Linked DNA regions of Mus musculus: region 1 is linked to region 2. The links are chromatin loops, found by intact Hi-C in ENCODE. Cell type or tissue: left cerebral cortex. All regions are shown on one strand. Links, peaks and the distances in the headings refer to the core of each region. The heading gives the core; the rest is flanking DNA. Region 1 has its middle 4.0 kb from the start of Mir7218. Region 2 has its middle 16 kb from the start of 9630028I04Rik.

Region 1 (5,369 bases), core at 99-5,098, 130 kb after region 2:
AGGCAATGGAGGTAAGGGTGAAAGCAAAAGGCTTTGGGAGTGCTTGTTAGTACAGGGTGGGGCGGGGCGTGGGGGGGGTGGCCCCCCCCCCCAGCTTTCCTGGGAGCAGGGATGAGAGCAGGAAGCAGGCAGATCAGGGTGAGGTCACTAAAAGCAGCAGGCCAGTGGTGCGGCATCTCCCAAGCCTTCCCCACTCCTCTCTTCTCTTAACCCTGCTTTCTCTGAGTCTTGGTTGCAAAGTGTGACTGCTCAGGGAGTTCACTGAACAAACTAATTTGCAAGTGCAGAACAAAGAACAAGAGATACTTTGTCCTAGGTCAAAAGGAAAGGAAACAAAATGACAAGTGTGTGTGTGTATGTGTGTGTAGGGGGACTGTCAGAACTTTCGAGAACTCTGAGGAACTTCAAAAGTATTTCTACATGACTTGCTGTCTGGCTGCCAGCCTCACACAATGCCCCTTCTTCCTGCCTCTGATAGACCCAGTGACTGTGTGGCCCCTAACAAGAGTTTCTGAGACCCAAACAGGAACAATATACTTTGCAGGTTAAGATTTCTGTTTGTAGTTAAAGACTAAGTTCCTATTTGTCCTATGTTAGGTTCTTGCAAGTCGAAGTTTCTGTTTGTAATTCCCAAGTTCCGTTTCTTAGCTCTGATTTACATCAGTACAAAACATAATTTTCTACCTACACTAAACTTGGGACCCTGTTCACTGGATCCCTGTTCACTGGATGTAATTACCCTGTTCCTTCACTTTCCTGGTATCTTTCTAACGATGTATAACAGGCAACTCTCCCTACCCTGTAAACACCTTATCTCTCCTATAAAAGGGACTTCAAGAGGCCAGTGGGGTCCCTTGGGTCAGTGGGCTGAATCAGAGTGAGACAGCTGGCTGGCCAGACCAGGGTCCACCCCAAACATAGCTTGTTTGACTTGGACAGTTGAGAATTTCGTCTTTTCTCCGTTAGGGAATAGTGGATCAGTCTTTTGCTTGCACCGGGCTGGTGCAGATGTTTCTCTCCCACAGCTATGACCTCAGTTTCCACAGACACCCACAATACCCCCTTGCCCCCAGCTGCCCCCTCATGGGCTGAACTTGATTCTAGGAGCTTTCACTCATAGACTGCCAAACCTCTCTCTCTCTCTCTCTCTCTCTCTCTCTCTCTCTCTCTCTCTCTCTCTCTCTCTCTCTCTCTCTCTCTGTGTGTGTGTCTATATATATACATACCCCACCCTGCTTTCTAGCTCTTCAGAACCCAATGCCCCTTGAGTAGCAGGAGGAGGTGGGACAATGGCCCTCTGAGAAGGTGCTCTGAGGAAAAGAGGCCAGGAGCAGAGGGTCAAGGCCCCCTATGTCTTGTGGGATGCTGTCTTGTGTACCCTACAGCTGTCTCCTCTCAGATTCTCACCAAACAGTCCCTACTGTGACTGCCTCTCAGAGGAGGCTGCAGATGCTGCTGCTGTTGCCCAAAGGAGGCTGTAGTCCTGTCAACTCCCCCGTCTTTGCCACAATAGCTGTTTTGAAGAAAGGACTATCTCCCTCAGCCCCCTCAGCTGCCATAGCCCCCCTGCCTGAGCATCCTGACTTTATCTGCTCCTCCTCCAGCAGCTCAGGGCCAGGTTTACTATCTGTGGGCAGCCTGGGGCTCTGAGCCTCTGTGGCCTCCAGGTAGAACATGGGTACCAGCTCCCAAGCCCTGGGCATCATGGGCCAGCCCTGCAGGAGAACAGCTTTAATGACCTTATGAGCAGTAATTACACCCCAGGGTCCATCTTAATAACCAGTATTCCCCGTCAGTGGGCCTTAATTGAAAATGAGTAGGCGACACAAGTTTCTGTGAAGTTGGCTGGCAAGCCCTTAACGTGATATTAATTGTAGTAATTAGTAGTCACTTTGTGTTGGAGTCATCTATAAATAGAGGGCCCATTAGTTTAGCAAAAGAGCATGATTTAAAACACAAACAAAAGCCCAATTAGTCAGCTAAATCACTCATCTTTTTGAGCAGATCCCCTGGTTGTAGCTAGACTAGCAGCAATCTAAGGGCACTGGTCAGTTTAAGGATTCTGAAGGCACACCCACTGCAGTGGCCCAACCACACAGCACTGTCTCTTTAAATAGGCCTGCCCCAGGAGGTGCTGGTCCTTGGAAGGTTCCAACAGACTCTTACTTTATTGGCACAGGTAGCTGTCACATTTCTCCCTCTGCTTTCTGATTGGTTTCCCCCCAGAAGCACAAAAGAACTTCTTAAAGGTACAGTTGCACCATGCACAGCCAGACTCTGGGAGAATGAATGGGTGGTGAAGGGCAGTGGGGCGGGCATCTCTCCTGAAATGCAGCTCTGGACGGTCCAGACAGAATGACCCACCAATGCCAAGTGCCTCGGGACCCAAACAGACTTGGGGAGCACAGTATTCCTCAGACTTGAGGGCACACATTTAAGGTGGACCCAGTATTCTTCACAGCCTTGAGAGGGAACACATTTGAGGTAGACTCAGCATTTCCCACAGTCATGAGGCACAAGTGTAAAGTGGCATGGCCCCGAATAGAAGGTGGCGGGTGTGGAGAGGACTCAGGTGCAAAGTGAGGCAGCTAGATTCCCAGCACTTCCTGTTTGGGGAAACACACAGGTCTGTGTGTGTGTGTGTGTATGGGTGTATGGGGTGGGGGCTGCTGCCAAGATGCTACCACCTGGGCACAGGTCCCGCCAGGTGAGGCAGACTACCAGAGACCTGGTGCTCTGAGCAATCTTGCAAGCCCTTCCCTGAGCTGCTCCTGCCTGCCCCCGCCCCGCCCCCACTCCTGTGCCGACCACTGGGGTTGCTCTTGATGAAATTTGCATTTTATCAGAGATACAGCCACAAGATGTAGCAGCCATTTCTGAGCATAGTAAGAAAAGTTGTCTGCTCCCCCTCATCCGAGAATGAGAGCAGCACAGCACGCGTGGGCCGCCCTTGTCCTTCCTTATACTCTTTTTTTATATCACTCAGTACTTACAACAGGTGGCCAGGCTTGCTATTTTGAATGTCCTATTTGACAAAATAAAACATTGGCAACCCTATGTTGGTCCCGAAAATATCTTGTGGAGATTTTTGCCAGGGGATGAAATCCAAGTGTCTGGGACTGTTGAGCTAAACGGCGGAGTCAGGAACTTGCGGCAGAGTGAGTCATAGCTATATAGCTTTATTCATGGAGGATGATTGTGGGGTGGGGGTGGGGGGGTGGGGGTGGGAGGTGGCGTGAAATGTGGACATTTATTGACATGTTTCCCACGATGAGAGCTGAACATAGATAAAGAACTATGTGGAGTTGTGGGGGCCATCCTGCCCAACTTGCTGTGAGTCTTATCATGAGTGCGGAAACTTGTAGCGGTGTTTGCTACTTTGTGGGTTCTTCCTTTTTCCACCCTTTCAACCCCCTAACAGTATATAGGGGAGGAAAAAGGCTTGAAAGGAAAGAGTTATCTACTGGAAGATTTCTTTTGAGGATTAGGAGGGTAGACTGGAGCTCCTTGGGGCAAGTTTAAGCTTCACCATCCAGATAGCTGATTTCTTCTTCTTGTTGGTTCTTCTTTGTGCACAACTACTTACAAACCCCAACCACCAACAGCCAACAACAACCAACCAACAAACCAACAACAACTCACTCTGCCTCTCGGGGCCATAGCATTTATATACCCTCCAAAAAGTCTCCAGAATTCCAAACGTCACACAATTTATCTGTAGCTGGCAAAATCACGCCCCTGCTAGAGCACGAGGCAAATCCAAGTCAGCTGCTGTGGACAGCCTGAAACTAGCCCTATCCCTCACCTGGGACCAAAACAAAAACATTCTTACAATACAAAATGCCAAAACTGTCACTATAAAACAGAGGCTCAGCCCGGGAGAGAACAGTGCCAAGCCTTGCACGGCGATTAGATAGATAGCCCAGGCTCTCCTCGCCACTACTTGCCGGTAGCCTAGCTGCCCAGGTCCTGCAGGAAGCTAGGACAGCGGAACCTGTGTCACTTCCTGGAAACGCAAAAATCTGACACAGTTGATAACCAGTCACATCATATGCAAAAATTAGCTCTTAAGTCAGGCAGGGATACAGCTTGGTTGTAGAGCACTTGTTAAACCCAAGTAAGGCCCCAGGTTCAATCCTCAGTACTGATTAAAGGGAGGAAGAAAAAAATTAAAGACATATGTAAGAGCCAAAATTAGAAAAGTATAGTCACCATGATGTCTGCTCTTGTTCCTCCTGAAGGTCCCTCAAAGGTCAATGTGTTAAAATGCTTGTTCCCAGCTTGCCTCTAGTCTCAGTGTTGTTAAGAGAGAGGAGCCTGGAGGGCTCCTTTGAGTCATTGGGGGTGTTCCCTCCAGGGCAGTGTGAGGATCAAATCTCAAAGCCTTTGTACTTCTGGGCCAGGAGGGAATGGTTTCTCACCTCAGCATACTCCCACCCATGATGAGTGGTCCACCTCAACAGAGGTCTAAAAACAACACAGCCACCTAGCTGAAGGTTGCAGCCTCTATAGATGTCAAAATAAAAAAAAAAAAATTGATCTGTTCTTATTCAGTAAAACAAGCCTTGAACTTCTTACTCTCCTGCCTCTCCTTCCTGAGTGCTGGGATTACAGAATTGTACCATCACACCCGACTTACAAGTCGGCTACTGGGGTATTTGTTGTCATGGCAGGAAGCTGGCTGGCGGCCTCAGATCTGGTGATGGAATCTCAGTTGTGAGGGCACATGACGGCACTGGTGCCCAAGAAAAGAGACAAAGCCAACGGTGTGGGAATTAAAAAAAACTTGTGCTTCAAAGATTCAAGAACAAGAAGACAATGTGCAGAAAAGGTGACGCTCTCTGCAAATTGCACCTCTTAGCAGTGGACTCTGTCTGATATCAAGGACTCTGAGGACTCAAAAAAGACAAGAGATAAATGATTTAAGCAGAAATGTCTTCAGCGTCTAAATGGCAGTCAGATCTGGTCCACCATGAAACATCATTAGCCTCCAAGGGAGTGAAATCAAAGCCTCAGTGAGATGCCACCTTACACTGGGATGGGCAATCTCGAACCTTCTAGAAGGACTGGTGAAGTAGAAGGATCTGAACCTCCCTCCTTGGGTGGAATTTGACAAGACCTCTAGGGGAGGGGTCTGGAAGTTCCAGAACAGTCACAGGCTGAGGAACCCCACCCACCCCTTGGTGGACGCCCACAAGAACGGAAAGCTTACGTCTACACGGCTTCCTTTCGATGCCAGGTGGAACAGCACAGAGGTAAGTGCCCCAGTGTTGGATGGATGTGTGTCCAGTGAGCATGTGCAGTGGGGGTGGTGGGGGGAGGGCATGCATCCTCATCTCTCTGGGATAGATGCCTAGGAGTGAAATGCT
Region 2 (5,369 bases), core at 49-5,048:
TGGCCCTCTCTGCCAGACCAAGGAAGAGGCTCTTCCTCTGAGAGTCTCCATCTGCAGAGGGGGTCCAGATCTGCATGGAACTGGCTTGGGACCTCACTGATAGATGCTGTGCACAGTGAGAAGATAGCTCCTTATGGGGTTAGATAGGCTGGGGTGGGCAGGGCTGGACAGGGTTAGCCTGGTAGAGTAAGGGCTAAAGAGATAGCTTGGCAGTTGAGCACTGGCTGCTCTTCTAGAGGATCTGGGTTTGATTTCCACCATCCTCATGAAGGCTCACAAATGTTTGTAACTCCAGTCCCAGGGGGTGCAATATCTCTGGCCTCCTTAGATGAGGACAGACATAAACACACACACACACACACACACACACACGAGAGAGAGAGAGAGAGAGAGAGAGAGAGAGAGAGAGAGAGAGAGAGTCCGTCCAGCTGGTCCACGGTCAGTGAGGATGGCAGGAAGACCGTCCAGACTCCACGAAAGCTAAACTCTCTCTGAGGGAGGGGGATAAGAGAGGCAGCCACTGAAAGCCGATCCTTGAGATCTGAGGAGAACACTGGAGCTTTGCAGAGGCTACCTGAGGCTGCCACCAGGGAATCTCCTCCTACAGAATGGTGGGTGGAGGCGAGTGATCTGGAGTCCAGAAGCTAGGAGTACGAGGGGGAACTCCAGGAAGGGAGGGGGTCAGAAGGCCAGGGTGTCTCTCAGTTCTGTGCCCTTCTGGCCAAGTCTGGGTGTGGGGTGTGTGTGCAATTGGCTGAGGTAACCTTCTTTCAGAACGTGGGTTTCTCTTCCCCCTCCCTCCTCCATTTCCTGGGTTTTGCTTCTTCATTGTTTTTCTTCTTAAAAGAAAAGAGCCAACACCAGCACCTGTCTCTCAGGCTCACGCAGAGTCTTTGCTGCTGTGGGTGGAGAGAGGTGTGGGAGTGGGGAGGGGACAGGGTGGGAGGGACAGGATTTCTGCTCCCAGAGGGCAAGTTAGCACAAGGTCACCTCCATGCTCACCCCCCCCCCTGCAGTTCGTGGGTCACGGCTCAGACCCCAGGAGGTACGGAGTTCCCTGCAGCAAAGCAGTCAGCATGAGCCCGAGGGCTCTGCCAGCCTCGGCCACCGGGCCCATTCCTATCAGGAGACTTGAGGGACTGTGCCCTCACCCCCACCTGACAATGTGATTCGGCTCCCTGAAGTTTGAGTGTCAGTTGCTAAAGACAGAGAGACTTGGCTTCCTCTGGGCAGGGCTGGGGCTCCCTGGTGTGTTCGGTCCAGGCTGTTTCTATCCAAAGCAGCTGCTCGTCCATTGTTCAAACCTAAAGCCTCCTACCATCAGACCCGAGGACCCAGGCCCTTCAGCAGAACACGTACAGACCTTTCAAACACGAGAGCATCCTTCTAGGCAGGGAGAAGCTGAGTGTGGGTGCCAGGAAGGGGGCAGGACTGGGTCATTCTGGGTGCTGTAAAGTGGATTGTGGGAGGTAAAGACATCAGTCGGGAGGCCAGAAGCAGGCTGGGAGATGAGGATGGGTGGGGACCAAGGATTCAGGTGCCAGGAGGCGCCTGGGGCCAGGTGCAAGGAAGCAGCAGACCACCTCCAAGATGTTGAAGGTCAGACAGGGCCAGAGGGGACCCGAGGGTGGGTTTGTTTGCTTAAGGGTGGGTGTTTTTGTTTTGTTTTAATTCTGAGTCTGGGTCTCACTGAGTTTCTTTGGCTGGCCTGGAATTACAATGTAGACCAGGCTGGCTTTGAACTCACAGAGACCCATCTATCTCTGCTTCCAAGTGCTGGGGCTACAGGTGTGTGGCACCACACTCAGCCTATTGTTCGGTTTTGAGACAGGTAGTCCAGGCTGGCCTTGAACCTGCTATGTAGGCAAGGATGGCTCTGTGCTGAGTCTCCTGCTTCTACCTCCCAAATCCTGAGGTTACAGGATGAGCTATCTCACCATCTCCCTCAGCTGGAGCCGAGCTCTTCCAGGTGGCTCCCTGAAGGAATTAGGAGGCCCCGGAACTGCTGAAAAGAGACAGGAGATGAGCAGATGACTGGGTGTGGGACCTGGTTTGCCTTGGATGGTGACTCAGAAATGCTGAGACACTGGGCTGCAAGACAAGGGCTATGCCAGGAGCCTTCCAGGCTGGAGCTACAAGTGCGTGTGTATGCGTGTGTGTGTGTGTGTGTGTGTGTGTGTGTGTGTGTGTGTGTGTGTGTAAGCCATGGAAGCCAACCAATGCTAGGATAAGCAGCTGCTTGCAGACACCCCAAACCATCGAGGAGAACACAGTGGCGTTTCTTCTCCCTCCCACCAGTCTCCAGTCAGCAGCCTCTATGGGCGAGACTGACAGGAAGCCAGCAGGCAATGTGCCTGGGAAGCTAAACGGTGGGATAGAAAATAACAAACAGCCTAAAACTACTGGGATAGCCAATGACAGTCAGCCCAAATGTGGGACTGGGGTCAGTGCAGACGTCCCCAGAAATGGGAAAGAGGAGGAGGAGGAGGAGGAGGAGGAGGAGGAGGAGGAGGAGGAGGAGGAGGAGGAGGAGAAGCAAAGCAAAGTGAAAAGTAACTATCCTCAAACACACTCCATGCTAAGAATGACTTTTTTAAAGATTAATTTTATGTATGCGAGTACACTGTAGCTGTCTTCACACCAGAAGAGGGCATTGCATCTCATTACGGGGGGCTGGCGAGATGCCTCAGTGGTTAAGAGCACTGACTGCTCTTCCAGAGGTCCTGAGTTCAAATCCCAGCAACCACATGGTGGCTCACAACCATCTGTAATGGTTGATCTGATGCCCTCTTCTGGTGTGTCTGAAGACAGCTACAGTGTACTTACGTATAATAAATAAATAAATCTTAAAAAAAAAAAGAATTAGGAACTGTTCCTTCAGTTTTTATAAAAAAAAAGAAAGAAAGAAAGAAAGAAAGAAAGAAAGAAAGAAAGAAAAAAAGAAAGAAAGAAAGAAAAGATCTCATTACAGATGGTTGTGAGCCACCATGTGGTTGCATTGAACTCAGGACCTCTGGAAGAGCAGTCAGTGCTCTTAACTACTGAGCCATCTCTCCAGCCCCTAAGAATGATTTTTGACTTTAGGCTTCAAATCCCCCTGCCTCCACCTTCTAAGTACTAGACGGGTACCACCATCTCCAGTTTACCTGGTGCTGGGGGTTCAAGTCCCAGCTGGGTAAGCGTGCTACCAACTTGGCTACATTCCTGGCCCCCAGAACTCTTGAGTAGCCTCTCTTCGTGAATGCCTGGGTCTTAAAAGCTCCATCACACATGGGTCTACATGTTTGATGTATAGGCACATCTGGTGCTGAGGAGCCCCAAGGAGGTCTCTCCAGCTCCCCCATGGGCTGTGGCCTCTGTTGAGCCCTGGCTAGGTGGGGCTTGGAGCTCAGAATTGCTGGACTCCTGTTTTTAGACAGACCCTCCCATCACCTCACCTCCAAACCCCTCCTCTCCTCTTTGTAGGGAAATGGACTTGTCAGAAACCTGCTTGTAGGACACAGAGAGGAAAGATGTGAGCAGGTGTGAAGTGGCTATGACAGCAACTGCTTAATATGGAAAAAGGGATCCAATGACTGCTTGGACAGGCAGGGAAGTAAACAGTCAATCTGAGCCTACTGGAAGGAAGACAGTGTGTGTGTGTGTGTGTGTGTGTGTGTGCACGTGCTCACGCATGCTCACACTCACAGGAAGGCAGCCAGCAAGAGCACAGGCTCACTGGTCACTCAACCAACCAGGAGACCCTGGTTCCAGTGCTGAGCTGCACCCACAGAGCAAGGTGTTGACAGGGGCTTTGGACTCTGTCCCATCCATTTCCTCCTCCGTGGTAGCCCAGGTGCCACCAGTGTCCCCAGCTTCCTTCCTCACCCACCATTTGTTTTTTCTGGGTTCCCTGCCAAAATGGTTCAGGGGATCCCTGAGGAATTCTCACACGTTCTCCACAGCCACAGCAGTGGCTCTGCCTGTGTGGTACCCAGTGTGACAACCATCCCGGCTCTGCCTGCAGGTGCCTTATCCACCCAGCCATCCCCTCCTACTCTCAAGGGAGGCATTTTCAGGCCAACGGCTTTCTCCCCCAATCCCCTCCCTCTAAGCTTTATTCCCAGTTTCCGGGAGGTTAAGCCAGCTTTCCTTAGGATTTGTTCTATGTAAAAAACAAAACTAAGTAGAACGTAAAGAAACATGGCTGAGGTGCTGGAGTCTCTGTGTCCTGGGTCTCTGTTACTCCCTAGCCCCCTGCCACGTGGCTCCAGCCTCAGCTGGGGTCCCCTCACTTAGATGCTCATGCTCAGGCCGCTGACTTCCCTGAGAGTGACTTTGGCCAGGGTACAGTGCCCTCCTTCCCCACCCTTCCTTCTGCTGAATGAAAGGGGACATACCAGCGAAGCCATGGCACCTCCAAAAACCATGTGCCCCAACCAAAGCTGCCCGTGCCAGCCCAGACAGGGTTCAGCCGGCACACAAAAGTCTGCCAAGTTGTTCTCCCGTCCTCAGGGCAAAGAGCTACTCCCTCCCATACCCCATCCCACAAAACCAAACAAACATGACTCAAAAAGCACTTTACCATTTCTGGTTGTTACCGTTGAAAATTATTGGGGTTCAGCTTGACTGTAGCCCCTTCTCATGAATATGGGGCGTCTTAGGTACTTGCTGAGATAAAACAGTGACCAAGCAACTTATAAAAGAAAGCGTTTAATCAGAGTTTTGGTTCCAGAAAGATACAGGCCATGGTGGCTGAACAAAGGTGTGGCAGGAGCAGCTGAGAACTCACATCTTGATCTATAACCAGGAGCAAAAGAGAAAGGAAGCTGACTGGAAATGGCAGAGTCTTTTGAAACCCCAAAGCCCTTCCCCCACTGCAGTGATACACCCATTCCAGCAAGGCCACACCTCCTAATCCTTCCCAAACAGTTCCAACTAATGAGATCGAGTGTTCAAGTCTCTGAGCCTGCGCAGGCCTTTCTCATTCCAACCACCACACTAGGGGTGACCGGCTGCCTAGCCAGGGCACTTTGAACACTGAATAGATGATGAATAGGATAGAGGCAGCCTGCCCAGTCTGTACTCTATAGTGTATATGATGTGTATAATATAGTATGTATACTGAGTGTATCATATAGTGTATATGGTATGTATGCTGTAGTATATATACTGAGGTGCTCCATATATGGTGGGCCTACCCTGACTCAGTAGCTCAGTTGTTATATAAGAAGTTTGGGGACCTCATCATCCTGGGGGCTTTGGAGGTCCCTCCCCACTCTTCTCCTGGTGACATCAGGAGCTTAGGAGGGACCAATCCCAGCACAGTGCAATGTGTAAGGAGGATGGAGGCCCTTGGCTGTCAGCTTCTCAGACCCAGGAAAGATGGG

Evidence for each region. Peaks named below come from ENCODE experiments on the same cell type or tissue, not always from the same donor. Only the 100,000 strongest peaks of a DNase experiment are listed, where the experiment ranks them.
Region 1: it touches region 2 in a loop (6-fold over the local background); 2 of 42 quality-filtered maps call a loop at or near these places.

Annotation. Positions count from the first base shown.
Region 1 is chr17:27,359,401-27,364,769 of GRCm38, forward strand. No RefSeq gene overlaps it. Among named protein-coding and RNA genes, the nearest start is that of Mir7218, 4.0 kb to the left of the region's middle. In left cerebral cortex, for the core only: no CTCF peak of the experiment used is centred there; DNase peaks (open chromatin) are centred at 2,229, 3,022 and 4,746.
Region 2 is chr17:27,229,112-27,234,480 of GRCm38, forward strand. No RefSeq gene overlaps it. Among named protein-coding and RNA genes, the nearest start is that of 9630028I04Rik, 16 kb to the right of the region's middle. In left cerebral cortex, for the core only: a CTCF peak has its summit at 2,755 (motif pointing left); DNase peaks (open chromatin) are centred at 704, 2,121, 2,233, 2,666 and 2 more places.